Linked DNA regions of Homo sapiens: region 2 is linked to region 1. The links are chromatin loops, found by intact Hi-C in ENCODE. Cell type or tissue: PC-3. All regions are shown on one strand. Links, peaks and the distances in the headings refer to the core of each region. The heading gives the core; the rest is flanking DNA.

Evidence for each region. Hi-C counts contacts between places; a loop is a spot of excess contacts. Peaks named below come from ENCODE experiments on the same cell type or tissue, not always from the same donor. Only the 100,000 strongest peaks of a DNase experiment are listed, where the experiment ranks them.
Region 2: it touches region 1 in a loop (5-fold over the local background); 4 of 110 quality-filtered maps call a loop at or near these places.

Annotation. Positions count from the first base shown.
Region 1 is chr4:28,344,410-28,360,761 of GRCh38, forward strand. All of the region lies in intron 2 of LOC105374557 (a long non-coding RNA gene), which reads left to right. Among named protein-coding and RNA genes, the nearest start is that of MIR4275, 470 kb to the right of the region's middle. RefSeq lists an enhancer at 6,985-8,184. In PC-3, for the core only: no CTCF peak of the experiment used is centred there; no DNase peak of the experiment used is centred there.
Region 2 is chr4:27,854,289-27,870,640 of GRCh38, forward strand. No RefSeq gene overlaps it. Among named protein-coding and RNA genes, the nearest start is that of LINC02261, 640 kb to the left of the region's middle. In PC-3, for the core only: a CTCF peak has its summit at 7,184 (motif pointing right); a DNase peak (open chromatin) is centred at 7,233; H3K27ac peaks cover 468 bases.

The DNA of each region.
Region 1 (16,352 bases), core at 4,690-12,689:
CTACTAAATACTAAAGGGAAGGGATAAATGAAAGCCATTATTATTCATTGAAAGAATAAACTCCAAAGTATTCAACAACTTATTTATTGAGCAATATTAGGCTCCAAGTACACCTCTAAATGTTCACCATATGGATGCTAATAAAAGAAGCAAAAATCCTCCTCTCATGAAACTTAAGTTCTAGAAAAAGAAGATATAAAAATGAAGTAACAAGTAAATTATACAGTATGTAAAGCACTTGGTCAAAGAGTAAGAGCTGAAGAGGAAGAAAGAGGTTATTTGCCCAAAGGATTGATTTTTAGCAATAATTCCTACTAAACATTACCTGGAATCTTCATGAAAAATATGAAATCAATGTTTATGTTTAATGGAATGCTTAAGATAGAAAAAAAAATGAATCAAGAATGAGGGTTGGGAGGACTAGGTTAGAAGCAGGGTTAAAATGTTAACTTCAGTGGTCGGAGGATAAATCAAGGAGACGGTGACATCCAAGCAAAGGCTGGAAGTGGCAGAGGCAGTGACCCACACAGATATTGGGGAAGCATTCAAGAAAGAAGGAATGATGAGTAGCACACAAGTGATCAGTGTGCCTGGAGAAGAATAAATGATAGCAACAGACAAAGAAATGGTTTTCCTTGAGATAGTGACACTGCAGGTCTGGAGGGTGGAGTTCAAATCTCAGTTCATCTTTAAGACTGGTTTTCACTCAGACTAGGGTGGGGAGCCATTGGCTGTTTCTGTTGTGGAGTGACATATCTGACTCAAGCTGTCACACAATCATTTTTACTACTGTGTTGAGTACAGTCTGAAGCGGGGGACACCCAGAAAGGAGAGTTTAGGGCCAAAGGGAAAGAAATAAGACTAGTTGAGAGGCTACCCGCCTCCCCTAGTTCCCAATAACTCGCGATGGTGTCTCAGACCTGGGTGGTAGGAGGGAGATCATGAAGAGTGTTTAGGTTCTGCATATATGTTGATATATTTTTAAGGTAGAGCTGAAAGAATTTGCAAGGGGTGAAAAGAAATGTGAAGTACCAGAGAGGGAGAGGCTCATGGATGGTTCTAAAATTTTGGTCCTGAGCAATTGGAGGCTTAGTTGCCATCTACAGAGACAGTGTAAACCACTGGAGGAAGATGTTGGGTTGGGTGTGGGAAGGTAATATGAGGGGCTCAGATTCAAAATAAAATTGGTTGTGGGTCATCTACCTGAAAAAGAGCAGTAGGATTTGAAATTCTCCTGAAAAATTTGGGGCAGGCAGGCAAGTTTCTCATAGCAGGTATCTACAGTCTGCATGCTTTATAATTCTCCCTTTATCTCATTTGTCCCCAAGTGTCTCTTTTGCATTTCTTTTTTGAATAGACTAATTCTCACCTATTATATTTTTTATTGTGCCTTATCTTAAGTTTGAGCTCTGGGACAGGTTTCATGTAATATAATAGTATGATCACTTCAAGTGTTGTCACACAGCAAGGTTATAAATACTGATTAAGGCATGAACAAAATGCTTCAGAGGACGTGACAATGCAGGTTCTATAACAGTAGCCTGGAGCTCACCAATTTGGGGGTGAAATTATCTGACAGCTGGAATAATGCATTTTTGTACAAATTCAAAGATTTAAAAATCTCTTTTCCTCAATATCTTAAAAAAACACTAATAGCAAAATTAATTACTTCCCAAGTTTAGACATGTCTATCAATTAAATGGTACAAATTATTATTCAGATAAGAAATTATATAATTTAATTGAATTATATTGTCATGTAGTATTTTTAGAAAAGTTTACCAAAAAAAAAGGTTTTTACTTTTTCTTCCTACTGTATCAGACTGAAGTTATTCTATGCTCTTTTTTTTTGTCTTGTGTTTATTTTGTTGCATTGTTTTTCTTTTGTCAGGGCTACATGGATGCTCAGAGCAAATTGCAGTTTAAAAAGAAATCCTTAAATCTTTTGAGTGTTTCTTTACCCAGAGGAAATATATAATATTAGTATCTGATTTGTAAATTGATGCATCTTGCTTATTGGTCTTCATGATTTACATGATGTCTTGAGCTAAGGGGTTTGTACAGAACTTGCACACTTCCATTCTTAGCGTCTGCAGTCCTGTTTGCCGAAAGCTATATTCTCTGACCTCCTCATAGTATCTTCTGTCCAGTGATAGTGAATGTCATTGCACTTCCCAATTTACAACTTCAGAATGGGTATGGCTAGAAGTATGAGAGCAGTTAGCTTTGCATATCGAATGCATATACTTTAAAGAATACAATTTGTCCTCTGCAGACCATAGAATTAAAAAATACTGCCAAATTATGTTGTTGAATTATTGATTCACCCTCTTTTATTTTTCAGTTTCATGTTTCATGAGCATAAAGCTGATGGATATATTAGAACCTTTAATGACAGACCCTCATGATGAAACATGGGAAGAGCAGACGAGATTTCCTAGAGGTTCACTTTGTAGAAATATTTCTCACAAACAGCTCAGGGATGCACATTATATACCACAGTACAGTTTAAAAGCGTCTTGGAAACTACAGCATTATATGTTGACACTTCAGGCTAATACAGGGTTTTCTTCTGAGTGCCTGGCACTGCTAAGATGTTATAAAGAGTTGTTTGTAGCCCTTTATAGACAAGGACAAACTTGGGAAAATTTGCAAGGCAGTGAAGTTTCCTCAAGGTATGAACCTAACTTAACATTGAGATCAGAGAGGTGTAAAGCTCTTCATTTTATTCCTCTTCCTTTCTCATTTTAAGAGAAATATATGTGGATTCTGTTCTTGCAGGGCAGTACATTTTTAGGAAAATTATTTTTAGGCAAATTCTTTTTAGGAAATTATTTGGTAACACATTAGGACTATAAATCTACTTCCTCAGGCCTCTGCTGATGAATCTTTGTATAAAGAATGGTATCTGTTATAACCTGGGTATTATGAAGAATCACGAATACAGTGAGAGGACACATACACACACAGAGAGAGAGAGAGAAGAGTCTTAGTCCTTTCTGGCTGCTCTAACAGAATCCCATAGCCTGAGTGGCTTATAAACAAGAAACATCTATTTCTTCTATTTCTAGAAGTCTAAGGAAGTCTAAAATTAAGACACTGGTAGATTCAGTGTCTGGTAAAGACCTGCTACCTGTCAAATAGATGGACATATTTTAGTTGTATCTTCACATAGTTGAAGGGAGAGGAAGGCTCACTGAGGTCTCTTTTATAAGAGCACTAATTCCATTCATAAGGGCTCAACTGCTATGGCTTATCACCTCCTAAAGTCTGCACCTTCAAGTACCATCCCAATGGGAATTAGATTTCAACATAGGAATTTTGAGGGAACACATGCATTCAGTCTGTTGAAGAGTAACAAAGAGAGAATAAAACTCAATTCTCATCCTAAAGCTTGGAAGAATAGAACAGAATCCATTGTAGTCAACCGTAAGAACATTAAACGAAGGTAAGAAGTTGTTTGACAATATCTAACACAATCAAACCAAAGATTGATAAAATTTTGTAACAGCAGAAAAGATTGTGGGTTAATATAGAATTAGTTGTATGGGGCTTCTTCAGATTGTTAATGCTAATTGATATCTGACCATCACTACCAGGCATGGAGCATATGGCTTTGGAATATATAAAATTAAAAAGAAATGTCTGTCATTAGAAGAAGAGAAAAGGTTTATATAGAAACTCTAAAATTTATAATTTTACCACTAGATTTTGAGAACTAAAAATAAAATATAATGCCATCAACCAACTTAACAGACCCCCTTTAGCCAAGGGGACCCCAGAGGAACCTTAAAAACTGAATTCCTGGCCATGGTGGGATGGGAGGTCAGACACACCTTATGATGCTCACTCCCTTTCACTGTTTAAACACAACTAACCAGCAGTAATGTTAAAACAGAGATCATAAGATGGACAGAATGGACTCTGCAGAAATAAGATACCAAATGATAAAGAAGACCTAAGGCCATGCCAGGCAAAGCTTAAGTCATGTACTCCTGCACTTAAAGAATAAACTATGTTGGAACCAGGCACGTTGGCTCACGCCTGTAATCCCAGCACTTTGGGAGGCTGAGGTGGGTTGATCACCTGAGGCCAGGAGTTCGAGACCAGCCTAGCTAACATAGTGAAACCCTGTCTCTACTAAAAATACAAAAAATTAGCTGGGCGTGGTGATGGCCGCCTATAATCCCAGCTACTAGGGAGGCTGAGGCAGGAGAATTGCTTAAACCTGGGAGGCGGAGACTGCAGTAAGCTGAGATCACGCCATTGCACTCCAGCCTGGGCAACAAGAATGAAACTTCGTCTCAAAAAAATAAAAAAGAATAAACTATGTTCTAACTGCCACAAACTATGTTCTAACTGCCAAAAAGTTTTTCTTTTTTCTTTTTTTCTCTAGCAGCTAAATAAGCACTGGCCTTAAGATAATGAATGTTTAAAAAATTGTAGCTCATCTACCACCAGACGCTGATTCTCACCCTCCTGTTCCACAAGCCATAACTACAGCATTGACTGGACAAGATCCTGGTTTCAGTATATTTCTCCTGATAAGATGACTGACCATGAGTGGTTCTGGCCAATTTACAGAGGCTACGCACTTGCATGTCTTCCTTACTCTGCTTCACCTTTTGACGTATAGGGCCTAATTGTCATATATTTTAATGTTAAGTCTCCACCCCAAGGTAGATATGGGTCATATAATAACATATATGTTTATTCAGTATGCATGCAGTAGGACCCCATTCATGAATATTCATAACTCTTTCTATACCCTGTTGAGTATGTATACTTGGCCAACTCATTCAGCATAAATCTCTGTTCCACCCTCCCCGCCTTTAAAGTGGCTGCCTTTCAGTTTTCATCCAGAGGCTCTGCTTCCCAGCCTGTCAGAATGGTAACCCTGCAGGATGTAATCTTTTATAAGACATAAAGTCTCCTTCCTAAATGTATAGCTTTCATTCATTATTTTTTAGTTGACAATTGTCATATTCAATGCTTATGTGTAGCAAAATAAATATTTCTCTTTGTCTATACAGTTGTGCCTTAGTACCTCTGGTGAGTGGTTCCAGGACAACCTCTATTCTCCCAAAGACACCAAAATCCAGGGACGCTCACATCCCTTGTGTGAAATGGCATAGTATTTGCATATTGCCTAAGCACACCCTCCGAAATACTCTAAATCATCTCTAGATTACTTATAATACCAAACACAATGTAAATGCTATATAAATAGTTGTTTTATTTTATTCTTTAGGAAATAATAAGAAAAAATCTGTACACATTCAGTACAGATGCAACCCTTGTAGGTCTGGTCTAAATATATTTTTGGTGCTATGTTGGTTGAATCCAAGGATGTGGACCTTGCAAATACAGAGGACCAATTGTATATAAAATTTTTAACCATAGTTAGAACTGATGATTAGAATGTGATATGCATAATAGATGTGTTTAACATTACTATGTGATTTGGTGAAATTTGCACTAACAATGACTTTAAAAAATTTGAAACTATAACTTATTCCGCTTTTTTCTATATCTCAGTACATGTATGCTACAGTAAACCTCTTCTTTAGAATGGAAACAGTTCAGATCCAGCCATGTCATAGATCCATTCAGATCCTCTGCAATGGGTACAGCCCGCTCAAAATAAAAGAAAGCAAGGCTTTGAAACAAAATTATTTTATCTTTTAATCCACCAGTACCTTGCAAATGCAGTATTTGGCACACAGTACTCATACAATGTATGTCCAAAATGCAAGAATTCATGCATATTTAATGATTTTTATGATGTTTGTAATATTCATGTTTACTCTGTGATGAAACTAATCTGTAAATCAATGTTAACATCCCAAACTGCTTCCTGTAATTTACTTGAAACACTTCAGAAAATGACAATGATATTTATGTAAACCTTCAGTTCTTAACTTCAATTCATGACATATTTAATTTAGCTAGACAAATTAAATATTTTAGTTCCCAAATCAAAAATTAAGTATGGATATTGATTTAAACATTTATGACAAATTAAATAAACTATGCTAAAATTTTTTAAAATGCTTTACTACAAACCTATTATTATTAAAGAACAATTATTATATATATTTTATTTGATGGAATAAATATTCTGAAGTTGAAGATAACCTAGGCAGAAACAGTACCACTTTAAGTTCACTAATGCAGTATCTTTTTTAATGTTCTATTCACAATTCCAGCCTAGAGAACAAGATTGTCACAGATCTGGCCTCTGGTGGACTGTTAGCTATGTGAGGAGGATTTATTGCAATTACTCATGCTGTGATTTAGATTAAGCAACTTGAAGCTTCAATTCACAAGCACTTATGAACATTCTGATTCAGATTTACTTAAAAGAGTCTGTTAAACTTCAGACTCTTGTGTAAAATAATCAGAGCAGCCCATTTATTTTCAATGCTAAAGTAAAATTTAATATAACCTTTACCACATTGCAAAAATGCAAAATAGAATTATTCTGCTGTTGAAATTTAGTAAACACCTGATCTGACCTGATTTAGGTGAAGTTGCAGTTAGTAGAAATCATGATATATATTCAAACAGGTAGGGTTTAAAGGTTTATATTATTACCCATCTCATGGTAAATAATTTAGTCTCACTTATTGTAGCAAATAATTTTTCTGTGATTTGGGTCCCTTCATATAAAAAAAAAATCACACACTTCAGGGAGTTTATCAGGGTTTTTCCACTTTTAAATAGTGAAGTCAGATGTTACGACCTTTTGTCATTTTTCTCCTAACCTGTTTCAACAATCCAAGGTGTGTGAGAAGCCTGGGCTGCTAATGCCCATGGGCATACTAATCTTTTGCTTCTGAACTTGCTATTTTCTCTCTTGGCCTGTTAAATATGGCCTGTACACTCCACTGACATCACCTATGCTGTCATTGTGACCAGTAGTGTACTGAAGCTCTCCACAGAACAAAGCCTTTATAAAAGCAAAGAGAATAGTAGACTTTTGTCCTAAGGTGCACTTTGCAATGTCCATCCCAAAGAAGCATTAATTTATGTTGCCTGAATCTTATGAATATGGATACTACAGATCTTTTGGTATTTAGGCTTTCATATGAGTGGACTGGGACTGGATTGAATGAAGAGACAGTGGTAGATGCTATACTTTCTTCTTGCATATCATGTGTGCTTACATGCCTAAGGATGGGCTGTGACTTCTTTATTCAATAAAATATGAATGTGTAAGCCTAGCAAAGGCAAAGGCATAAGTAAGAATACTTCCTCTCCAGGGAGGCATGGTAAGAACAGAAATATCATACTCTTACAGGGGAGAAAAAATGATTATTTAAAAAATTTGCAATCCATGAAGCTTTATAAGCCAAGTTGAAGAGTTTTGACTTCCTTTTAGTGTGATAGAAAATCATCAAATTGTTGAGAGTGGAGAAAGGAAGAAACCGGTCAGGCAGGCAGTTAGTGAGGGTCCTTGGTTGAAATCTTTCAAACAAAAGAACAGCCTGCAGGGAACTTGAGCGAGGGGCGGGGTGGGGTGGAGGGTTGGGGGTCTTGCCAAAGACATGCCTACTGTCGCACAGATGAGAAAAGCTACACAAGAGACTTGCCCAGACATGCCTGCAATGGAAAATTCCATCCTCTGACACATGCACAGTAAGGGGAACAAAGTAACATGGAGTATTTCTTCTTTTGCTTATTACACTTTCATTCCAACCTCATCCTTAGTGCCCATGCTCCTTAACTTTCTTGGTCCTGAATCAAAGGATGCTGGGTACTACCTCAGGCAACCAGAGACTGCTACATTGCATTCCATTGGCAAGACTGTTGCATTGTTTTAAGTAAAGGAGTGATTTAATATATTTTATAATTACAAAGATCTAGTAGTGACTATATCAAGATTAGATTAGATTGTATAGAATTAAAAGGGAATGTAAGAGGTCTAGTTAGAAGGCTATAGCTCATTAGGAAGATAATAGAACAGGATTGCTGCAGTATGGTAATAATGGAGACAGAAAAGCGAAAAAAAGTGGGATATGGTTAGGAAGTGTGTCAACAAGAATTGCATGAAACTGTACGTGATGCATAAAGAAAAGAGAGAACTCAAGTACTTTCTGCTTTTGGAGCTCTTCTTTAAGATAAAAATTATCATTGGGACTTAAAAGTACACCTTTCCATTTCAGATTTTGCAAAATACAACTTACGTTTCTCTTATATATTTCCTTTTGGAGTTTATCTTTTTTAAAAATATAAACAAAAGTATTCTGCTTCTTTAAAAATGAGTCTCTGTATTTCTATTTCTATTATAGTTTACGTTTTCTCTTTTCCCTCTTCTTCCTCAAACTTTTTTAAAATTTTATTATTATTATACTTTAAGTTTTAGGGTACATGTGCACGATGTGCAGGTTAGTTACATACGTATACATGTACCATGCTGGTGTCCTGCACCCATTAACTCATCATTTAGCATTAGGTATATCTCCTAATGCTATCCCTCCCCCCTTCCCCCACCCCACAACAGTCCCCAGAGTGTGATGTTCCCCTTCCTGTGTCCATGTGTTCTGATTGTTCAATTCCCACCTATGAGTGAGAATATGCGGTGTTTGGTTTTTTGTTCTTGCCATAGTTTACTGAGAATGATGATTTCTTTTTTACCTTTCCTTACTTCAACTTCTAGATGCCTGGATATCCGCCTTTGTAATCCAATTTCCTTCACTTCCTCATTTGTATCCTCTTTTTCCACCTTCCACAGTTTGCCTTTTGTCATTTACATCTTGTTTTCACATTCTTACTAGATTGAAAAATATGTCCCTCAATTAAAAATTCTGCTAACAGAACAAGTTTCTTGGTTTAGTCCAATTTAAGAGTAGAAGGACAAGAAAGTCCACTTAATTATCTCTATTCTAGAGAAATGGAAGTTTGAAAGTTTTTTGCAAAATGTAAGTTCACTTCCTAATTTTGCAATGTGGCCCAGTCAATTTCTAGCATGTAAGGTACAGAGGAATAGGTTAACTGAAAGAAAAGATAGTAAGCTGAACAGCACAATATTCACACCTTCTTTTCACTATATTGCTTTTTCCTCTGTTACTCCACTACCACATGCACTAAACTGAAGTGTAAATGCCAAAATCAAAATAAGAATGATTGCTTATAACACCTATGCCACTCTTTTCCTCCAGTTATTTTAGTAAGACTATTTCTGTCTGTACTACAGACATGAATTTATTTCTCCATCTTTTTTCTGGAAATCACAGTAACATACTGTGATTTTAGGAAAGACAAAATGAATAACAGAGTCAATAGAGATAATATTGCTTTAAACACACACACACACATACTCATGTTACGTCACTGTGTAAAATCCATTTTTTAAACATGAAACATGGGAAAAATACATTTCTTTATTTAACAATATTTTATTGAGTTTCTACTATGTAAGAAGCACTGTACTGGGTGTTGGTGACTCAAAGATGAATAACACAGACATAGTCCTTTTTGTATGGATTCTTAGAGTGGAGTAGAGAGTTTTTAAGAAAGCATGTCACTTGCTAGACAAGGTGGCTCACACCTGTAATCCCAGAACTTTGGGAGGCTGAGGAGGGCTGATCATTTGAGGTCAGGAGTTTGAGACCAGCCTGGCCAGTGTGGTGAAACTCCATCCCTACTGAAAATACAAAAATTAGCTAAGCCTGATGGTGTGCACCTGTAATCCCAACTACTTAGGAGGCTGAGGCAGGAGAATCACTTGAACCCAGGAGGCAGAGGTTGCCGTGAGCTGAGATCATGCCACTGCACTCCAGCCTGGGCAACAGAGCGATACTCCGTCTCAAAAAAAAAAGAAAAGAAAGCATGTTACTATTTCCATTATATCCCTTGCAGTTTGAGAGGTGTAAGGACACATTCAGGCCATTGAATCTCTCTTTATGAATTTCTAAATATACTCAGAAGTCTAGAAGACTGAATGTGTAGATTTTCTCCCAGCACTGTCAAAAGGAAAAGATGTTAATTTAATATTTAAGAAGGTCCCAGATACTCATTATCTTTTGAAGTCTGGCTTGCTCAGCACTTTCCACGATGAAATACTTTTGCTTATATTTTGCCATCTGAACCAGATCAAGTTTTTCTGGCTAGGTAATGCCTTTATATGAACAATATTGAAAACGAATAACAATCTAAGTAATCACCAGTATAGTTTCTTTATTTCCCAATGAAAAATTGTCATAAATAATTGTGTTCTGTATTATCTTAAAAATGAGTTATTTCCTTCTCACATATAAACTAAGCTTTGGAAAATGACATGAGTAATATATTTCCGTTTGGAATTTTTTCTAACATTGAGGACAATGATTACACTGTTGTTTCCAACAGAGTAAAAATCAAAAGGGGGAAAAACACTTTCTAGTGTTCTAGTGTTTAATTGCTTTTTTAAATGGAGACTTTCTATTAACTTTAATTAAACATTTAATAGAGATTGTAGCCAGAAAATATATTTTCCCATTGAAATTAAATTACTTTTCCCCAAAGAAAACATAGTGGGTGTAAAACAGGGAGGGTTGGACTCTCAATAGAGTTCTATCTGCCTCCTTCCTTTTCAGAGTAATTACTGACCTGTTATTAACACTCCAGGGAAAATCCTTTTGGTGATTTACATTTCCGGATCACTCTGCTCTGTCTGCCACTTCACTAAAGACAGAATTTATCCATTGTTCAGCATGTGCAGGAACAGATGCTTCAGCTACTAATTCTTTGTCTCATTTGGAGCATCAAAAAATGAGAGGCTAGTTCTTGCACAGATCAAGCCTCAGCCTCAGAACCTTTTATATATCTTAGAGAGAGGTAATTTGAGAGCCTCTCAGTGCCCAGAAGGTTGAATGGAGGAGGCACAGATTTTAAATTCTAACCTAAGTTCTTTTTACATGTCTGTATTCTTTCCCACCTTAGCACCAACTCATATTCTCCAGCTTCTGTCAATTCATTAAATGCTGATTTAGAATTTTATGGCAACATTTGTCTCAGATGAGAGTTACAGCAAAGCTCATCATTAAACCTTATAATGTTTAGTGCTGCCTATAATTTATGATTCCATTTTAAGATCTAATCCACCACAATAATTTGTCTTAAGACTCTGAAGATACATCATGTAGTTAGCTTTTTCTTGCAACATCATTTATAAAGACAGGATCTGACTGTATGCTTGAGGAATATATTTTATTTAGAGCACAACAATGCATTGATAGATTTGTCATAAATTATCTCAAAAGAAGAAATATCAAAAGGATAGTACACACATAATGATCTACACCATACACAATGGCATCAGGATCATTTGGGAAGGATAACAGATACTCAGGGAAAAGAAAATGAAATTGTTTTCCGACTTGAATTGTATCATTAGATGCTATGCAAAAAGTTATTCATAATCTGGCTCTAATTTACCTTTTGTTTCTAAGCCCAAATTCTGAAACTGATTCTTTCTTATTAACATTATGCCACAGTTCTACTAAGAAACTTACTGTTTCAGCCCTAGACTACAATATTTTCATAACTATCCCCCATTTTTACCTACATCCTGACTACATCCTTTACATTGTTGTTTAAGTAAGTTATTTAAGGGGAAATATGATTGCAAATTCCCAGTGCTGGTTGAAGTATTTCCGTGTTTTCCCATTCCTTATAGAATAAGGCTTCAAGCACTTTAGCAAGACAAAAAAGAACCTTTCCTAATTGGTATTATTATTCTCCTGCAAATCAAAATTTGCCATGCTGTAGAAAGTACTTATTACTCCAGTAATATTCTTCTGTGTCTTACCTCATTATTTTATGTATCTCTTTTTTCCTATGAATATTTATTGTTCAGCTACTCTGCTGAAATTGCTGTGGTCTATATTGGGTAAGAAAAATTGGACCTAGTCTCTGATACTGTGATTCTTACAGTCTGATGGGGAGACAGATATTAATTGAATAATCATATAAATACAAATAAAATCACAACTGTGACAACAGGCATAAAAGAAGGGAACACAGTGCTATTTCTTTTTTTTTTTTTTTTTCCTGAGACGGAGCGTCACTCTGTCATCCAGGCTGGAGTATAGTGGCGTGATCTCAGCTCACTGCAACCTCTGCCCTCTGAGTTCCAGCGATTCTCCTGCCTCAGCCTCTTGAGTAGCTGGGATTACAGGTGCCTGCCACCTCGCCCTGCTAATATTTTGTATATTTAGTAGATACCAGGTTTCACCATCTTGGCCAGGCTGGTCTTGAACTCCTGACCTCGTGATCCACCCGCCTCGGCCTCCCAAAGTGCTGGGATTACAGTCGTGAGCCACTGCACCTGGCGGAACATAGTGGTATTTCTATAGGCCAATTACAAAAGAGTGAGATTAAGTCAGAGAAATCAGGAAAACTTTCTTGAGATAGAATTTTAGAGCAAAGATCTAAAGGATATAGATGCTATCTTTGCAATAAGAGAATGGAAGGCCATTAAAACAGAACCTTACCTACTTCCTTCCAGGCTTTCATTGATTTACCTTTCTTCCTCATCCACTTCTCCCTTTTCACATGATTCAAAATTTACGTCTCCCAGAAAACATTCCTCACTCTTTTCTTCTCAGACTAGTTAACCCCTCTTTCTGTTACCCCCCAAATGGCACATTATTTGCATTGTATTATTTCTCTTTTATGATACTTTCAACATTATTTTCTAATTACTTTTTAATAATTATGATGCTCCAGTTGAGTGAAAGTTTTTTAGGGCCATGTCCTTCAATTTTTATCTGGAGTAGGAAATGTCAAGAATTCAATATATGCTTGTTGAAGAAAGCAAAGAAGGAAAGGAAAGCAAATAAATGGAAATGGAAAGAGACAGCAGGAGAGATGGGCAAAGAAGGAGATGGGAAAGGAGGAGAGGGAAGGAAGAGAGACCTGAAGAGGGAAGAGATAAAGAAAGAAAATACAGAGCAAGTAAAGTGTCCAAATAGACACTTTCATTTTCTACTACAAATTCACCTATTCAGTAAGATCAAGGAAAAATTTCAGCTGGGCACAGTGGCTCATGCCTGTAATACCAACACTTTGGGAGGCCAAGGAGGGTAGATGGCTTGAGGGCAAGAGCTTGAGACTATCCTGGGCAACACAGTGAGACCCTGTCTCTATTAAAAAATAAAATAAAATGGTCAAAAAAAAATATAAGTTTCTTTACAAGGTCGCTTTGATTTTTGCCAGACAAATATGTGTTCTTTCTACTTAAAACTTCAAGTATTTACACTTATTACACTTTGCTTATACTTATTACAATTTGATTATACTTTGCTCTGTTCTGCTTTATGTCTTTTTTTTTTTTTTTTGCATCTACCTAACTAAATGATTTCAAAAATAGGTTCCAGGTATTGTTATTTAATTCAATATTTTTATATTTTATATGTTTATATTTATATGTTTATATTTTTATATTTTATATGTTTAATTCATGAGATAAAATAAAATGAAAGAATGTCTCTTTCACTTTCTTCCTTTACTAATACTTTCTTCCTATATTGGCCTGCTTTATGTTGAAGTCTCTTCAACCCTTTACTGATCTCTAAAACTTTTCTCTGTATGGACAGGAATGAAGTACGAAGTGGAACAACTCTCAATGCAAAGCTTAAGGGTTGCCGGACAAGTTTTAGGGACACATTTATTAGCCAGAGTTTTTAGAAATCAGCACTATTGATGTCACTCTGGGCTGGATCATATTTTGTTGAGATAGGGACTGTCTTAAGGCTTTGTAGGATGTTCAGCAGCATCCCTTGCTTCTGCCCACTAGATGCCAGTAGCAGCCATCCCCCACCACCAGCACTCTTGACAGCCAAAACTGTCTCCAGACTTATTTGCCAAAGGTTCCCCGAGGAGCAAAATCAACCTTGACTGAGAATCACTGCTTTTAACTAACAGAGTCCCATTTCCCCAGATACGTTAAAGAATAAAAAATAAAACAACTCCATGAATTTTCTAGGGGATTTAATGTATGTGGAATGTTTACTAGTCTGGCATAAAGAAGATACTGCTTATTCTTATAATTATTATAGATCTGTTTGTTTCCTATATCTTTCCTAGTGAGGTATGATAACATATTGTCCTTTTAGACCAAATCACCATATTGGCCCAATAATGCAAGTGAATTATTTTTAAAGATTTTAAAATTCATTATTGTTGTCAGCAAGGAGTGGAGGGGATAGAAAGTGTCAAATTGGTTCCCTCAGATTTTATTCTTGTACAAGGATGATTTGAATTATTAGCCTCAAATTATAACTTTATGTGTCTGTCTATTATTTGACACATGTCTACCCATTCACACTAATAGTGAGATTTTAAAGTTGATTTTTAAATGGGTCACGGTTGACTTGATATTTCAACATGTGGGAGAGATTAGAATTATTGGCAAGCTGTATTCCCTCTTCTAGATCAAATGTTGAATAAGGCAAAAAATCCATCCAAGTTCTAATTTTAACTTCGTTCTTAAACTATTTATGGTGCAGAAACTTGTACAAAATTGCTAAAAGTAGTAGTTGGTTCCTTCTGACCACATTTGTATATAAACCCCTCAAAGAACTACTGTTAAGTATCAACTTTTAAAATGAACATTTTGCTTGCAAGGTATCTCTATTAGGAGACTCTTTTCCAATGAAGCTAAGAATTATGTAACTTTCTAATCTAAATCAACGTACCCAATCTTGTTCTACAATGTTTATTTAAAACTTCATAATAATTACTTGAAACAATATGTATCATTTTAATCTTCCTAAAATGTATGTTTCTCAGTTTCTTTGGTTAAAATCTTATATGATTTATATATGATTTATTATAGCCTCTTATTATCTTCCCTCATAAAATTAATGCAAAATTTTCCATTGTTTTAAAACACCACAGTCAGTGTTAACGACATTTGCATTGCTCTTATTAAAATATAAAGGAAACAATTTTCAAAGGATATACCTCCAATTGGAGACAAAAATAAATTAAAGAGATAATAGAAAAATGTTCCTTCAATTACTAATTATGGAATTATTTTTAATACATTAAAATGAAAAAGGTTTTATTTTTATCCCAGAAATTTAACCTTTTAATTTACATGCTAGTATTTTGCTTTCATTTATCTATATATATATAAACATTTTCAGGTTTACATTTATTTCCCTAATTTGATTTTAGACTGTTCATCTATGTAGAATATTAATTAAGATTAAGGGAAATTTGAGAAGAGATATAAATCTTAAGCTGGAAAATATTTGTGATCATTCAGATGTCATTCACTAATTAGTCAATGAAACAACAATGTTTGAAAAAAATTTTTAAATGGGTTCAGATCTATGTGATGGTTATGATTTTAACATTATCTTTGTCTCCTGTTTATAGGTCAATTGTATTTGCCACCTATTATTAAATTAAATATTCTAGAATATTTGACAGACTTTAGAAGTCCTCTACTTTAACCTTCTCTTCTGTCTTTGGTAGCTTTTAAAAGAACATGATACTTTTACAGTATGTGAAGATGCCGAGTGTATATTTCTATTTGCCCAATGTACCTTGCATATACTCCTAATCCCCTATAATTTCTACCACAGGCTTTAGTGTTGTTTCTAGTTGGATGCACAATTCTTCAAATATTAAAAACAAACATCAGAATAGACATCACAAGCTTCTTCAATTGCTTTAAATACACGAATTTGAATAATTCAGCCTGATACTTTCTTATAGAAATATTTAAATTTGTTATTATCCATTCTGTTCCTTCAAAAGGACTGTACCAGAACTGAACACAAAGTTTCAGGCATGGTTAAACATTTGAGACATTGCTGCCCTTGTTGTAAAAATTATAATTATGTTTAAGTAGCCAGCCTGAAGTTTTATTAACTTGGGGAAAAATTCAATTCAGTTAATTCAATAATATTAATAAAGTTTCTACTGTATACTAGCCACTATACTAATTGTGAAAGTTAAAAGATGAATACATTAATCTTACTATCAGGTGTATACAATATAATTAATTAATTAATATAAATAAAAGGTAATAGGGAAGTGGAGAGGAGTGATCCTTACTGGTAACTGAAGCAAAAATAAAGATTTAACATCTGATCTGAATTCTGGCAGACTAAGGGACCATTTGTTACAGAAATAAAGCACATAAAAGAAAAGAATAGCAAAAGTAAATAAGTGATTCTTGTCAAACTATACATAGTAATCTGTACGTCATAGATTTTACACATAGAATGGTAACAAAAATAATGAAATAATATTTTAGAAAGATGTATGTACATTTGGTAATTTTTGGTTGAAAGTGTAAGCAAATGCAATCTAGACTGTAGACTGGCTTAAGCAAAACAGCCAACAAAACTA
Region 2 (16,352 bases), core at 3,058-11,057, 490 kb before region 1:
CATTACCAATACTTCTTTCCTACAAGAAATGATAGAAGGAGACTTTCTCTGTGAAATGAAAACATGGTAGATAACAACTTTATGCCATAAGAAGAAATAAGAAACACTGGTAACAATAACTAAATAGCTAAGCCAGTATTTGTGTACATTGAGTTTCTAATACTTCTTCTTTTTCTACATAACTTAAAAGAAAAATGCATAAATTTGTCTTAATTGGCACCCAATGTAAAAAGATGTAATATGTGACAATAATAATTTAAAAAGTAAGGACAGAGATGTGTAGTAGTGTTTATATACCATTGAATCTACGTTATTATTATTTAAAGTAGGTTGTTATACAAGTAAGATATTAATTTCAGCCCTAAGGTAACTATTAAGAAAATATCTAAAATATATAGAGAAAAGGAAAGGAGAATCAAAATGGTATGCTGCAGAAATTTGGCTAAGTATTAAAAAAAAGCAGTAATGCAGAAATCGTGGAATTAAAAAACAAAAACCGACAAACATATAAGCTATATAGGAAACAAACAGCTAAATGGCAGAAGTAAGTCCGTCCTTATCAGTACTTATTTTAGATGTTCATGGCTTAAATTATCCAATCAAAACTTACAGATTGGAAGACTGGACAGAAAAAAAAAACAAGGTAATTCATTTGTACACTGTGTACATGAGACTCACTTTATATATAAAGATATAATGAAGATAAAAGTAAAAATGTAGAAAAAGACATTCCATGTAAATTGTAATCAAAAGAGAGCTGCGGTACGAATACTAACATCAGACAAAATGATATTTAAGTAAAGAGTTTATAAGACAAACAAAAACTTACGTATTAAAAACATTGCCAATACAGCAAGCAGATATAACAATTATAAATATATATGTTGTACATGCCAAATGAGCAACAAATATATGCAGTAAAAATTGATAGAATTGAACGGGGAGATAGATGGTACAACCATAATATTTGGAGACATCAATACCCCATTTTCACCAATAGGCAGAGCAACCAGACGTAAAGCAAGAAAGAAACAGAGGACATGAACAAAAGTTTAAGCCACTTTGACTTACTAACACATGTAGAACACTGAACTCAGCAAAAAGAGAATGCATATTCTTCTCAGTGTTTATTAAACTTTCTCTAGGATCATATGTTGGACCAAAAAAAAGATCTTAACAAATATAAAAAGATTGAAATCCTACAAAGTATCTTTTCTGGCTACATGGAATAACACTAGAAATCAGTAACAGAAGGAAAACAGGAAAATTTACAAGTATGTGGACATTAACAACACGTCTTAAGCAACCAGTAAGTCGAAGAAGAAAACACAAGAGAAAACAAAACATACCAAAATTAAGAGAATATTCATCACAATTATGCATTGGCTAAGTTATTTTAAAAAGTGGTAATGCAGGAATTGTGGAGTTAATTTGTCATATTGTGTTTTCTTTTTATTCATCACAATGCACATTATAACAAATAAAGAGAAAACACAGCATACCAAAATATTTTTATTCATCACAATGCACTCATCACATTATGTATTGTGATGAGTAAAGAGAAAACACAACATACCAAAAGTAATGAAATGCAGTAAACCTCGTGCACATTGAAAACATTATAGCTGTTGGCTAGGCATGGTGGCTCATGCCTGTAATTCCAGCACTTGGGAAACTGAGACCAGCAGATCACTTGAGGCCAGGAGTTGTAGAACAACCTGGCCAACATGGTGAAACCTGTCTCTACTAAAAATACAAATATTAGCCAGGCATAGTGGTGCCTGCCTGTGATCACAGCTACTTGGGAGGCTGAACCACAAGAACCGCTTAAACTTAGGAGGTGGAGGTGTAGTGAGCCAAGAACATGCCACTTACTTCCTTCCAGTCTGGGTGACAGAGACAGAGCGAGACCCTGTCTCAAAAAAAAAAAAAAAAAAAAGTAAAGAAAGAAAGTATTACTGTGAATACCTTCATTTAAAAAGAAGAAATAAATCAATATTTGGAGGCCAACATTTGGCCTCCTAGAACATATTAGAAAGTACAAAGATTAGCAGACAGATACCAATATTGGAAAGTATAAAGATTAGCAGACAAAGATACCAATACAAAAGTACAGACCAATATCCCCTCTGAGCATAGATACAGAAATTTTCAACAAAATGCTAAAAAGCTAAATCTGACATCATATTAAAAGTATTATATACACGGACCAATTGGACATCATCTCCAGAATGCAAGACCAATTCAAAAGAAGAAAATTAGTATATGTAACATACCACATCAATAGAATAAAAATACATCAGCATCTCAATTGATGCATGAAATGTATTTGATAAAATTTACATTCAGTTAGCTGTAAATGCATAGATTTATATGTGGGTTCTCTATTCTGTTCCATTGGTCCAATTTTCTGTTTTAATACCAGTATCAAGCTGATTTGGTTACTATAGATTTGTGGTATATTTTGAAATGAGGTAGTGTGATGCCTCCAGCTTTGTTCTTTATGCCCAGGACTGATCTGGCTATTGGGTGTCTTTTGTGGTTCCATACAAATCTTAGGATTTTCCCCCCTGTTTCTGTGAATAATTTTATTGGTATTTTTATACAAATCTATAAATTGCTTTGGGTAATATTGTCTTTTTAACATATTAGTTCTTCCAGTCCATGAAAATGAAATATTCTTCCATTTTTTGTGTCCTCTTCAATTCTTTTCATTAGCATTTCATAGTTTTTCTTATAGAGATCTCTCATTTCATTGGTTGAATTAGCTTCTAGGTATTTTATATTATTTGTAGCTATTGTAAGTAGAATTACTTTTTTGATGTCTTTTCCAGATTACTGAATTTATATTGCCATCTTCAAATGCTACTGATTTTTGTATGTTGATTTCGTATCCTACAACCTTCCTGAATTAGTTTATCTGTTTTGTTTTTTGATGGTGTCATTAGGTTTTCTAAGTATAACATCAGATTGTCTGTAAGCATGGCTAATTTGACTTATTTCCTTCCCATTTGCTGCCATTTCTTTCTTTCTTTTCTCTAATTACTCTGGCTGAGACTTCCAAAATTATGTTGAATAAAAGTGGTGAAAGTGGGCATTCTTGTCTTGTTCCAGATCTTAGAGGAAAGTCTTTCAATTTTTCCCCATTCAGTATGATGTTAGCTACGGGTTGGTTATGCAGGATCTTTGTTATTTTAAGGTATATTTATTCTATATCCAGTTTGTTAGGGTTTTTATCATCAAGGGATGTTGAACATTATTAATTTTTTGCCATCTATTTAAATTATTATGTGTTTTATGTTATTGGTTATGTTAATGTGATGTATCACATTTATTGATTTGTGTATGTCGAACCATCCTTGCATGTGTAGATGATTGGTCATGATGAATGATATTTTTAATGTGTGGTTGAATTCAGTTTACTAGTATTTTGCTGAGGATTTTTGCTTCTATATTTATCAGTGATATTGGCCTGTTGTTTTATCTTTTGTTGTATTCTTGTCAAGTTTTGACATCAGGGCAATACTGGCCTCATAGAATGAGCTTAGAAGTATTCAGATCTTTTCCAATTTTTTTGAATAATTTGGGTAGAAATAGTATTAATTCTTCTTAAATGTATGGTAGAATTTAGCACTGAAGTCATCAAGTCCAGAGCTTTTCTTTGATGGAAGACTTTTTATCACAGCTTTGATCTTGTTACTTGTTATTTGTTTATTAAAGTTTTCTATTTCTTCATGGTTCGATGTTGGTACGCTATATGTGTCCAGGAATTTCTTAGTTTCTTCTAGGTTTTTCAATTTGTTAGCATACAGTTGTACATAATAATCTCTAAAGACTTTTTTTTAAATCTGTTATTTCAGTTGTTATACATCCTTTTTTGTTTCTGATTTTATTTATTTGGTATGTTTTCTTATTTTATTTATTTATTTATTTGAGACAGGATCTTAATCTGTCACCCAGGCTGGAGTGCATTGTACAGTGGTATAATCTCTGCTCACTGCAACCTCTGCCTCTCAGGTTCAAATGATTCTTGTGCTTCAGTCTCCCAAGTAGCTGGGATTACAGGTGTGCACCATCACACCTGGCTAATTTTTGCATTTTTGGTAGAGATGGGGTTTTGCCATGTTGGCCAGGCTGGTCTCCAACTCCTGGCTTCAAGTGATCCACCCACCTCAGCCTCCCAAAGTGCTGGGATTACAGGTGTGAACCACTGTGCCCAGGCTTTTTGTTACTTTGGAAGCCTAGCTAAAGTTTTGTCAATTTGGTTTATGTTTTCAAAAAACCAACTTTTGTTTCATTGATCTTCTGTATTTTTTAGTTTCAAATTTATTTATTTATGTTCAGATTTTTCTTATTTCTTTGCTTCTACCAATTTCGGGTTGGGTTTGTTCTTGTTCTTTTTGTTCCTTGAGATACATCATTAAGTTGTTCATTTGTGGTCTTTTAACTTTTTTGATGTAGGTGTTTATTGCTATAAACTTCCTTCTTAGTACTATTTTTATTGTATTCCATAGATTTTCACATGTTGTATTTCCATTTTTATTTCAATACATTTTTAAATTTTCTTCTTAATTTCTCCATTAAACCGTTGTTGATTCAGGAGCATGCTGTTTAATTTTCATGTGTCTTTGCATTTTCTAAGGTTCCTCTGGTTATTGATGTCCAGTTTTATTCCATTGTGGTTAGAAATACTTGATATTCTTTCTATATATTTTTTAATTTCTTGAGACTTGTTTTGTGGCCTATGATATCATCTCGCTTGGAAAATGTTCCATGTGCTTATGAAAAGAATGTATATTCTTTAGCAGTTGGGTGAAATGTTTTATAAAAGTCAGTTAGGCCTGTGGTCCCAGCTACTCAGGAGGCTGAGGCAGGAGGATTGTTTCAGCTCAGGAATTTGGGCAGCAGTGAGCTGTGATCTTGCTACTGCACTCCAGCCTGGGTGACCAAGTGAGACTCTGTCTCTAAAGAAAAAAAAAAGTCAGTTAGACCTATTTGGTCCAGTGTGTATAGTGTGTAGCTGAACTCTGCTATCTCTTTGTCACTTTTTTTTTGAATATTCTGTTTGTGCTAATCGTGGGGTGTTGAATTCCCTTTATATAAATTGTATTGCAGTATATTCCTCCCTTTAAATCTATTGATGTTTGCTTCATATACTTGAGAGCACTCATGTTGGGTGCAAAGGTATTTATAATTGTTATATCCTCTTGCTAATCTGACGCTTTTATCATTATATAGTAACCTTCTTTCTCTGTTTTAACAATCTGTCTGTCTGTCTGTTTGTTTTACAGTCTTTTAACTTGGTCTGTTCTGTTTTGGTTTCCATTTGCATGAAATATCTTTTTCCACCATGCACAACCAGTCTGCCTGTCTTTATAGATGAAGTAGGTTTGTTGTAGGAAGCAAATAGTTCAGTCTTGTTTCTTAATCCATTCACACAGCTATGCCTTTTAATTGGAAAATTGAGTCCTATTAAATTTTTAAATTTTAATTTACATTTAGTTAGTACTGATAAGGAAGGCCTTAGTGCTGTCATTTTGTGCCTTGTTTTCTGGCTGTTTTGTAACTCCTGTCTTCGTTGTTTTTGTTTTGTTTTGTTTTTCTGTCTCACATTGCGGTTAAGGGATTTTCTCTGGTAGTATATTTTAATTGATTGCTTTTTATTTTTAGTGAACCTATTACATTGCATTGTGGTTACCATGGGGCTTTCAAAACACATTTTATACCAAGTTATTTAAAAGAAATGACAATTCATGTTAGATCACATAGAAAAGAATAGAAAACAAAAAGCAAATGGAAAAAAAAAAAACCTCTACACTATAAATTCTCCCCCTCCTCTCCAATATGTTGACTTCATGTTGTCTCCATTTACATATTTTATATTGCCTATCTCTTAACACGTTGCTGTACATATTATTGTTTTTGATAGAGTTTTCATTTGGGCTTTATATTAACTTTGTGAATAGATAGCACACCACAATTATATTATTAGAGTATTCTTGCTTTGTTTTTGTATTTAATTTTACCAGTGGGTTTTATATCTTGGAGGTTTTTTTTAATGTTAGTGTTTTATTCTTCAGATTGAAGAACTCTCTGTACCTTTTCTTGGAAGATGAGTCCGATGGTGGTAAATTTCCCAAACATTGTCTAAAAAACACTATATCTCTCCATATTTGAAGGATAGCTTTGCGGAATAGGAGTTTTATTCTTTCTTCCAGAACTTTGAAAATGTCATGCTACTCCCTCCTGTCCTGTATGGTTTCTGTTGACAAGTCTGTTGCCAGACAAATTGGAGGTCATTTATATGTTATTTACTTCTTTTATCTTACTTCTTATAGAATCCTTTCTTCTTCCTTAACCTTTGAGCATTTGATTATTATGCACTTGTAGTAGTCTTATTTGGCTCAAATCTGTTTTGTGTTTTCTGAACGTCCTTCAGTTGAATATTTATCTCTTTCTTAACTTTTGCAAAGTTTTCTGTTATTATTTATTTGAATAAGCTTTCTATACCTTACTTTTGCTCAACTCCTTCTTGAACACTAATAATTCTTAAATTTTGACTTTTTTTCTTTTTCTTTCTTTTTTTTTAACCTAGCCATTAACCACCTAATATAGATCTGGTCTTTTGAGGTAATTTTCTGTATCTTGTTTGCAATCTTTATGGCTTTTCATTTCTTTTTCTCTTCTGTTTTCAAATAACCTATCTTTGAGCTTACTCATTCTTTCTTCTTCTTGATGCACTCTAGTGTTGAGAGCCTTTGATTTTTTTTCAGTTCAGCGAATATATTTCTCAGTTCCAAAATTTCTCTTTGATTTTTTTAGTATATCAGTCTCTGTGTTAAATGTCTCATAAGTTTTTGAATTGCATTACTGTGTTATTTTGGAGGTCATTGATTTTCTTTAAAACTGCTGTATGAATTCTTGGTAAGAGAGTTCACATATCATTATCTCGTTAGGGTCAGTAACTAGTTCCTTGCTTTGTTCATTTGGGGAGGTGACAATTCACCATTTCTGTAGTTTTTTTGTGGATTTTCACCCACATTTGGCATTAAAGGGTTATTTCTTTCTTTCAGTCTTCTCTGTCTGGCTTTTTTGTTTGTTTTTTTAATTAGATACAATTGCTTACTCTTTGTAATTTACCTGTTGATCTTGTTTTTTCCCCACCAGCTCACTGCCTCTGTTTCAGCACTAGATGGTGCCTTAAGCCCAGGTTTGCTTTGGTTCTAGTAATCACATTGCCAAATGTGGGAGGTGCCAAAAGAATGCCCTGGAGTGCCAGAAAGCTTCCCAGGAGTTTGTGCCCAGGGAACCTGTGGAACAAACTTTCAACAGTGTGGTGCTACTGAACAGCTGTTCTGATTTGGCATCTTTTTCATCCGAATTATGGAGCAGAGTTTTTATAGCTGTGGATGGTCATCCCACCTCCCAATTTGGTCTCTGGCAGTCCTAAGGAATATTTATCCCTCCAGGCATTCTCAGTGCTTCCTATGGGTTGAGGCAGAAACAGTTCTCCTGCCAGAGAACACAATATATTGGGGAAATTGGTTGTCTGTCTCAATCTCCCTTTTTCCCGTGTAGAAACCGTGAGTTCGGGAAATTTTCCACAGGCTTTGTGCTGGGCACATTGCAGGGAAGTGCATTGTGAATGTAGAAGTCTGAATGTCTTACCATCTGCTGGAGGGTTTTTTTTTTTTTCTACTTCTCTGTGGCCACAGAAACTGACTCATTTTCATACTTGAGGTATAAAACGTTGCTAATAATAATCTCAGTGCTGTATATTTGTTTTGGGTTTCTGCGGGCCTGGGGAATGAAGCCTGCTTTCTTCTATGCCACCATTTTGGACCTTATTGAATTTCATGTGGCTCTGGGTAGCCATAACTGTTTTGAAAGAAAACAAAGTTAAGGACTTATGATTGTCAATTTCAAAACTTACTACAAAGCCACAGTAGTCAAACCAGTGTGGAACTGACATAAGCATAGATATATAGACAAGTGGAATAGACTTCATAATACAGAAAGAAATTTAAAATTGATTTTTGAAAAGAATGCAAAGACCATGGGGAATGACCAATTCACTCAAGAAGCAGAGCTGTGAAACTGGATAAACATATTCAAAAGAATGAGGTTGGACCCCTACCTCATGCCATATAAAAATTTTAACTCAAAATAGATTAATATTTAAATTAATAAGCTAAAACTGTAAGACACTGTAAGAAAATATAGAGGTAAATCTTCCTGACCTCAGGTTTGGCATGGATTCTTAGATTTGACACTGTAATCATGCACACAAAAAGTTAAAAATAAAAAGATAAACCTGACTTTTTAAAAGTTAAAACATTCATGCATCAAAAGATATTGTCAAGAAAGTGAAAATTCAACTTATGGCTTGGGGGAAATTTTGCAAATCATATGTGTGATAAGTATTGAATATCCAGAATCCATAAAATCTCTTATAACTCTAGCAAAAAACCTCAAACAACCCAATTCAAAAACAAGCAAATGATTCGAATAGATATTTCACCAAATAGGATATAAGCATCCAAGAAGTTCATGGGAAGATGTTCAACATCATTCACAATTAAGGAAATGCATATTATAACCACAATGAGATACCACTTTATACACACTTGGGTGGCTATAACCAAAACAATGGAAAATAAACGTTGGTAAGGATGTGGAGGTTGGAAGTCTTATACATTGCTGATGGGAATGTAAAGGGTGCAACCATTGTGGAGAACAGTTATATGGTTCCTCAAAGAGTTAAACATAGACTTATCATAGGACTCAGGAATTCTACTCCTAGGTATACGTGCAGGAGAAATAAAATATGTGTACATGCAGAAACTTGTCCATGATTGTTTATTGTCTCATATTCATAATAGCCTAAAGTGGCAACAACCTAGATCTATATTATTAGACAAATGGATAAACAAATTGTGGTACATATATACAATGAAATAATTATTCAGCCATAAAAAGCAGCAAATTTTGATAATGATACAACTTGGGCCAGCCCTAAAAACAATATTCTAAGGGAAAAAAACCACACAAAGGTTGCACATTGTACGATTCCTTTTACATAAAATATTCAAAATAAGCAGATTTATAGAGACAGAAAAACAGATCGGCAGTTTCCAGAGAATAGGTAAAGAGAAGATTTAGGATTGGCTAGTTTGTAGGCAGAGGGCTCTACTCTAATGATGAAAAGTTATGAAACTATTGTTGCACAACCTTGTGAACGCATTAAGTGCTGCTGAATTATATACTTTAATACTTTAATCTGATTTTTTATAAGTTATGTAAATTTCACTTTGATTATTTAAAAGAACCTTTTAAATGTAGTTCAGAATTGTCTTTCCTTAACTGCCCTTAAAATATCAAAGGAAATGAGTCCAAAATTCAGTCTCTCTAGTAACTTTTCTCCCAGGAACCTTCTCTTTTGTCCTCAAAATTCTCAATGTCTCAAAGAGCGAAGGAAAGAATCATTTTATCTTTGAAAATCCTATAATATTCCTAGGTGACATAGAGACAACACATTCTACCACTTATTTTCACCTTACACTGCCTCAGCATACAAAAATTGTACGGTGGTGAAACTTGATAACCTACCTCTTGACTTTCCTTTATCCCAACCTTTTTCTGTCTTACTAAGATCTCTTACTACCCAGCTGAGCTTAGTGCTGATACTCCAGCATAACTATTAGGAAGAGAGCAATTTTTAGATGCGAAACATTGAGTAATAAGCCTTTTGCATCTGCACACACGTTTATCACGTTTATATATTTGTGAGTATGCAGTACTTTCCTACATTTTATGGTGTTATCAAATTAGGTTATATTATCACTTCAAATAACTCTATCCTAATGGTTTACAGGTATGTAAGCACTTCTATTAATTAAACTTTCTAAAACTTCAGGGAATTGGACTTACAAAACTTTCAATGTGCCTAAAAGTATGCCTTTAGAAACTAACATGTTTTAAGACTTTGACCACTTTATTTAGGAATTTTTGTTTGCAAACAAGACTAATTTAATATGCTTCGTTTAATAAATCAACTGTCTTCTGATTTACCCGTGTCAAATAAAAAAACAGATATGCATTTTACCCCACTTGGATAGTTCTTCTTCAGGTTATGCTGGTTTACTGTTTGACTAAGATAGCATTGCATCTACTAGATCATTAAGATCATAAAAATTGTAAATTTGTGCTCAACCAAATTAAAGCATTATTCTGACAACTCTATTTCAACAATCATATTTTGCAGTGGGTAAACTTGAGGATAGTTTTCAAGATCATTAGGTAACTTAAAACTCTGAACATATGCCAAATTATGTTATTTAATGGATATTCATTGCATAACTGGATCATTTCTAAGCAAGAAAAATACTGAAGTATTAAATACAGAGCATAATTTAAATTTATATACTTTTGGCCTCATTTTTAATATTTTTACAGAGATAGACTGTATATATATGTGTATATATATACACACACACACACATATACATATACACATATATATATATACACACACACACAATCATTTTTGTACCTTAGAATTTGCACTATAAAGAATGTGGATGGCTATAAAAAAAGTCCTAAGATGTATATTTATAGGTTTTGCTGGTCTAATTCAAAATGCTGGTATATGACAGTTTAAAATTAACTACTTCTTAGTTTTCTTTGTGAAATTGAACTTACTGTGGTTAAAAGCTCTAATTACTATATATGAATGAGAGGATCATAGGAGCCATAATACAGAGAGGAACAATTTTTTATGGAAGGTATAAAATATGTGTTAAGGGAAAAGAAAATATTACTGCCCTAAAGTAAATTGACTATCCTAGAATGACAAAGAAGAAAGTGTAGGATAAAATCTGAATGCATATAGACAATTTTAGAAAGTCTGGAAAAAAGAAATTTCATTTGCCCCCACCAAAGCTGGCTATGTTTTGATGGGTTTAGCTTTAATATCAAATATTATATTCATGCAAAACTAAATTTCGTTTTCTCTCCATTAAACTGACAAAATTATCTCGGGATTTTTGGTTTGCTTTTAGTAAAAGTTTGCAAAGATTTTTCTTTACCTTCTGAGTAATCTGCCTAGAAGGCAAAGATTCTATGTAATTGAAAAAATTTCAGATGGAGAGGATACTGTCTTCTCACGTTTAAAAGATCTAAGATTCTTTATAAGCATGTTACCTCTTATGTTTACTTAAAAAATATTTTACAGCTACTTAACTAGTCAAGTATTGTTTTTCTTAATAACTTATGATTTTATTAAATTGTTAGAATCTCCTGAATATTTTGTTATTTTGCCATCCCCAAATCAGATCATAAATGAGAATAGGGCCTCTGGAAAAACACAAATGATTTGTTATCTCACCTTGTAAAAAGAGACATGCTAAAATATTTCTGTTGATGAGCTGAATGGAGGTACTGTCAAATCAGAACAGCTTAGGCTTCTTGAGGTAAAATCTGGAGAGTATGGGGAAATGTTACTTATGTAAATATTTAAGAAATTGCATAAAGTTTCCAGGGATTTGCTATTGCCTTCACTGTCAATTAAATCTTTCAATTTACCAGAGTCCTGGTGCTGCTTTGCAGAAAATTAGATAATAGTAATACGGTGTTATACAATTTTAGCTATTTTTTTAAAAATGCAACCTTAATTGCAACTTTGCTTTTTTAATTTGCTTTTAGCATATTCTAGGCTGATGGTTTTCGTGATGTGAATTTGAGCATTCACATCACTTACCTATGGAGTTTTATTAAAATATAGATGTTTAGGACCTACTCCAAACTTAACAAATAGATTTACTTCATAGTCTTGATATGTTCTTGGTACATTCCAACTATATGCTAGCTATAGTCATAGTATATTGTATCTCAAACCAGATTTCCTTTTTCACTAGAAAGTAAATTTTATTCAACTCCCAAAATCTCATGAGCACAAATATGTTCTAACCACAGCCTGCATATTTTCAAGATGGGTATAAGCCTTTCCCTGAAAACAGGCTACTGCCAACACCAAAACTAAGATTCTCCACTTGAGTAATTTTTTTTCTCTTCCCGTGCAATAGAGGCATTCCACTGGTAAAGTTCTTCAGGATATTCAATGAGTATTTCCATTTTCACAAAAACCGTATTGTACCTTACTCGCATAAATTCTGTAGAAAAAAAGAATAAGCAAATGACACTCTTTAAATCAAACTAGCTAAATTCTCTAAAGAATTCAACTTGTCTCAGCCCAAAGTCTTGCTTTTATCTCTGATGAGCCTGTGATTCTGCCCCTCTTTTCTGCATTGATTATCTCTTAAGAAATAACTATTAGCAGCCCAGTGAAGATCACTTACTCCTCTTGGATCTAGGGAGGCTTTAATACAATTAGATATTTTTAAATACTGGCAAGGTTTTGTTAAACATCTTCATACTAAACACAAACATGTGAATTATTTCTTTTGTCATGCATCCCGCTACAGTTTTTGCATGATCTTCTGGTTGGAAACATAGTCTTCTGGAAAGACACGGAAGAAGAAACAATCTTGAATACAAGTGGGAGGGATCTAATTTGGTTCTCCTAACCAATATCTCTGGAAAACTATGAGGATTTCACTTTGGGTTTGTATCACGCTGCCATTTTCCTTCTTTGTCTACTCCTTGTCATATCCCTTCTTTTTTACTGACCTTTAACACATCCTTTACTTATTATCCAACATCCTGAGAAAACTTTTTCTCTTCTCTGTCCTCCTTCTCCTATACTTCCCACTATCCAGATAAAAGAGAGTCATTCTCCAGTGATGGCTACCACACTCAATCTCACAGATATGTCACCCCCGCACCGGCCCCAACCAAGCTCCCAGGTCTAACAACTGATTATAAACCATAGCCTTTTGCAGGTGCTAGCTGGATATTAACTCCTGATGAAATGCTTCTCTTGAAATCTTCAAATTCATGACTCCACTTCCCCAAGATTAGATATTGGAAAAAAATAGGAGCACCTTTGTTCCCGGTAACCATCATTTTATCCTCTACCATTTTCAATCAGTTTTATAATGTTTTACAAAGTATTACCACTTTTCAATCAGTTTTACTTCTCAGTTCTTCAATAGACTCTGGCCTCCTGAGGCTAACCTCAGTAACTATTAATAATACCTACCCCTGGCCGGGTGCAGTGGCTCACACCTGTAATCCCAGCACTTTGGGAGGCTGAGGCGGGTGGATCATGAGGTCAGGAGTTCGATACCAGCCTGGCCAATATGGTGAAACTCCATCTCTACTAAAAATACAAAAATTAGCCAGGTGTGGTGGCGCGCGCCTGTAGTCCCAGCTACTCGGGAGATTGAGGCAGAAGAATCGCTTGAACCCAGGGGGCGAAGTTTGCAGTGAGCCGAGATTGTGCCATTGCACTCCAACCTGGGTGATGGAGCAAGACTTCCTCTCAAAAAAAAAAAAAAAAAAAAATTATCAGGCCCAAAGAGTCAACAGTATAGGACTTCAGTCACACACCCTCAAAACTAATGCCCAGGGGCAATTGTTTAAAAGCATTTTATTCCTGACTAGCTGCCTCACCGATTATCTTCAGGTTCCTAATGTAGGCGCAATCAATATCTTATTTTTGTAAATTCTTATTTTGTAAATTCTTATTTTATTGTAAATTCTTATTTTATTGTAAATTCTTAAACAACTTAGAAACTGCCTCTTCTTTTTCTTTAAAAGCTGATTTGTAACTGTTGCTGATGGAGTATTTATTCAGGTCAACTGAATTTATGCTCCAAAGTTTGGCCCAAACTATTTACTTATACTAATTTTGCCTTACCTTCTTCCTTTTCAGTAGAGACTTCCCATAAATGAGTTGAACCACACTCCGGAATGCAGTTCTTATAATAATACTTTATAAATAAACTACTAACAGCAAACACCTCCATCAGATTGAATCAAATTACTCTTTTAGTACTCTGGGGCACTATTTATTGCCAAAAGAGAGGAAATTGATTTCTCAAAGGTTCTTTGGAAAAATAGAAAAATCTCACAAATGTATGACCTTCTGAGAGCAGCTTTTGCATCATTTAGGATTAATTTTAGTATTAATATTTAGTTGTCCTAAATTAGAGAACATCGAATGTTCAGCTTATCTCTAAAGCTTCATTATTGTAACTGAATACTGCTTTTCAGAAGCCAAATAAAATGCCACAAAAAGCTTGCCAGCTCAAGATAAAAACTATGAAAACATATTTTTTATTTTTATTAAGCAAATATTCATTTGATAAAGATAAAAAAATAATTTCCTTATTTTATTTTTATTCTTCCAGAACAATTGTGTGTTAAATTTATGTTTATAAATATGGCACAGAGACATTTTTAACAAATAATAGAATATACTTGAGAAACTACATTATACAGGGTAGAGAAATTTAGTTACAATCATATATAATGCTTAATCTAGCTTCTTTACATTTTATAATTTTGGAGAGCTTAGCTGCTTGTATTTTAGCAGATATTAGAACTTTTTTCTTAATTTCTATATATGTTATAAAACGTTAACCTGTTTAATCTTAATATACTGGTTTATAACAGCTTTTAGGCAGAATTGAATTACCTATAATATTTCAACTTCCTTTTCTCTTCTGTTTAAGGACAGTGGTAATTCAAGGAAGGTAGTTTTGTTGTAAAATATAACTGTCAGTGTTTGTCATTAGCACCTATTTGTAAACTGAGTACTGAGCACTTAAAGATACTTTTATGAAGTATCCTTGTAAATTCTTTACAAATAGTCAAGTTATAAGTATTTTGCTTACTGAGAACCTTGAAGCTTTGCAAGAATGTGCAACCTTCATTCAATAAGCCCCATGACCTTGTTTTCATTATTACCCGGTATTTCTCATTCTCTCTCTCTCTCTGCCCTCCTCCCACATACACTTTTAAATTTGTTTTTCCACTTCTCCCTCTCTCTCTATTTTGTAGTTTCCCACTAGGGCATTTTTAGATATATTAAGAAAAATGTTACCCCCTGCACCGAGATGGAGTCTTGCTCTGTCACCTAGGCTGGAGTGCAGTGGCAAAATCTCGGCTCACTGCAACCTTCACCTCCCTGGTTCAAGTGATTCTCCTGCCTCAGCCTCCCAAGTAGCTGGGATTACAGGCACATGCCACCAGGCCCGGCTAATTTTTTTATTCTTAGTAGAGACAGGGTTTCACCATGTTGACCAGGCTGGTCTCAAACTCTTGAACTCATGATACACCCACCTTGGCCTCCCAAAGTGTGCTGGGATGACAGGCGTGAGCCACCAGGCCCAGCCTGAAAAATGTTTTTTTCCAGGCAAAGAAAAGCATTCAAAATATTGTTGCAATTAATGGAATAATGTGACATTTAAAAATTTTAGAAAACAACACAAAATAACTTATTTTTACCATTCTCACCTTCCAGGGTTCTATCATGTGACCATCCCCTCCAAAATCTATTCACTAGAGGCAATACATTTGGGAATGTTACCAGCAGCAAATCCATATGGGTCTGCAGCAATCTCAATTCTTGCTGCCCCAGAGGAAATAATTTGACCAAGGAGGAGACATAAAGCAAGAGGAGAGACTAAGGCAAGTTTTAGAGCAGGAATGAAAGTTTATTAAAAAGCTTTAGAGCAGAACTGAAGGAAGGCGAGTACACTTGGAATAGGACTAAGCAGGCAACCTGAAAGACAAGTGCCGTGTTTGACCTTTAACTTAGGTTTTTTTGTTGGCATGCTTCCGGAGTCTTGCATTCCTTTTACCCTGATTCTTCCTTTGGGGTGGGCTCTCAGCATGCACAGTGGCCTGCTAGCGCCTGGGAGGGGAGTACACAGAGTGTTTACTGGAGTTGAATGCATGCTCCCTTGAGGTATTCTTCCCTTACCATTCAAATATACCTAGAAAGTCATATACCAGTTGAACTCTCCGCCATTTTACCTCTGAATGCAGACACTTGAGCCCACTCGTTCAACTCCTGAGATCTCATTGGGAAGCTGCGATCACTAGTTTCAGGTCTGTTCTATTTATTGGGAGACCGACTTGCTCTGGTGCTGCCTGCCACCAATTATTATTTTAGAGAGACAGTTAACAACCACTTCACCATCACCTGATAGTCAGTCACCTGACATTCCTTGTAGAGGGTAGGGAGAGCCCTCTTCTGTCCTGCTCATGCTTGTCTAGCTACCTCCTGTAACAGGAACAATTTGTCCATGAACGTCAAGTGTAAATCTGTCTTTAATTCATGAAAATTTGTGGAACAACTACCCCTAGCAAAGGTCTGTAGTTGGTCCATTGTGGCAGAAGAGAAAAGCCCTGTACTATTTCACTTAAACTACTCAAGATGTTAT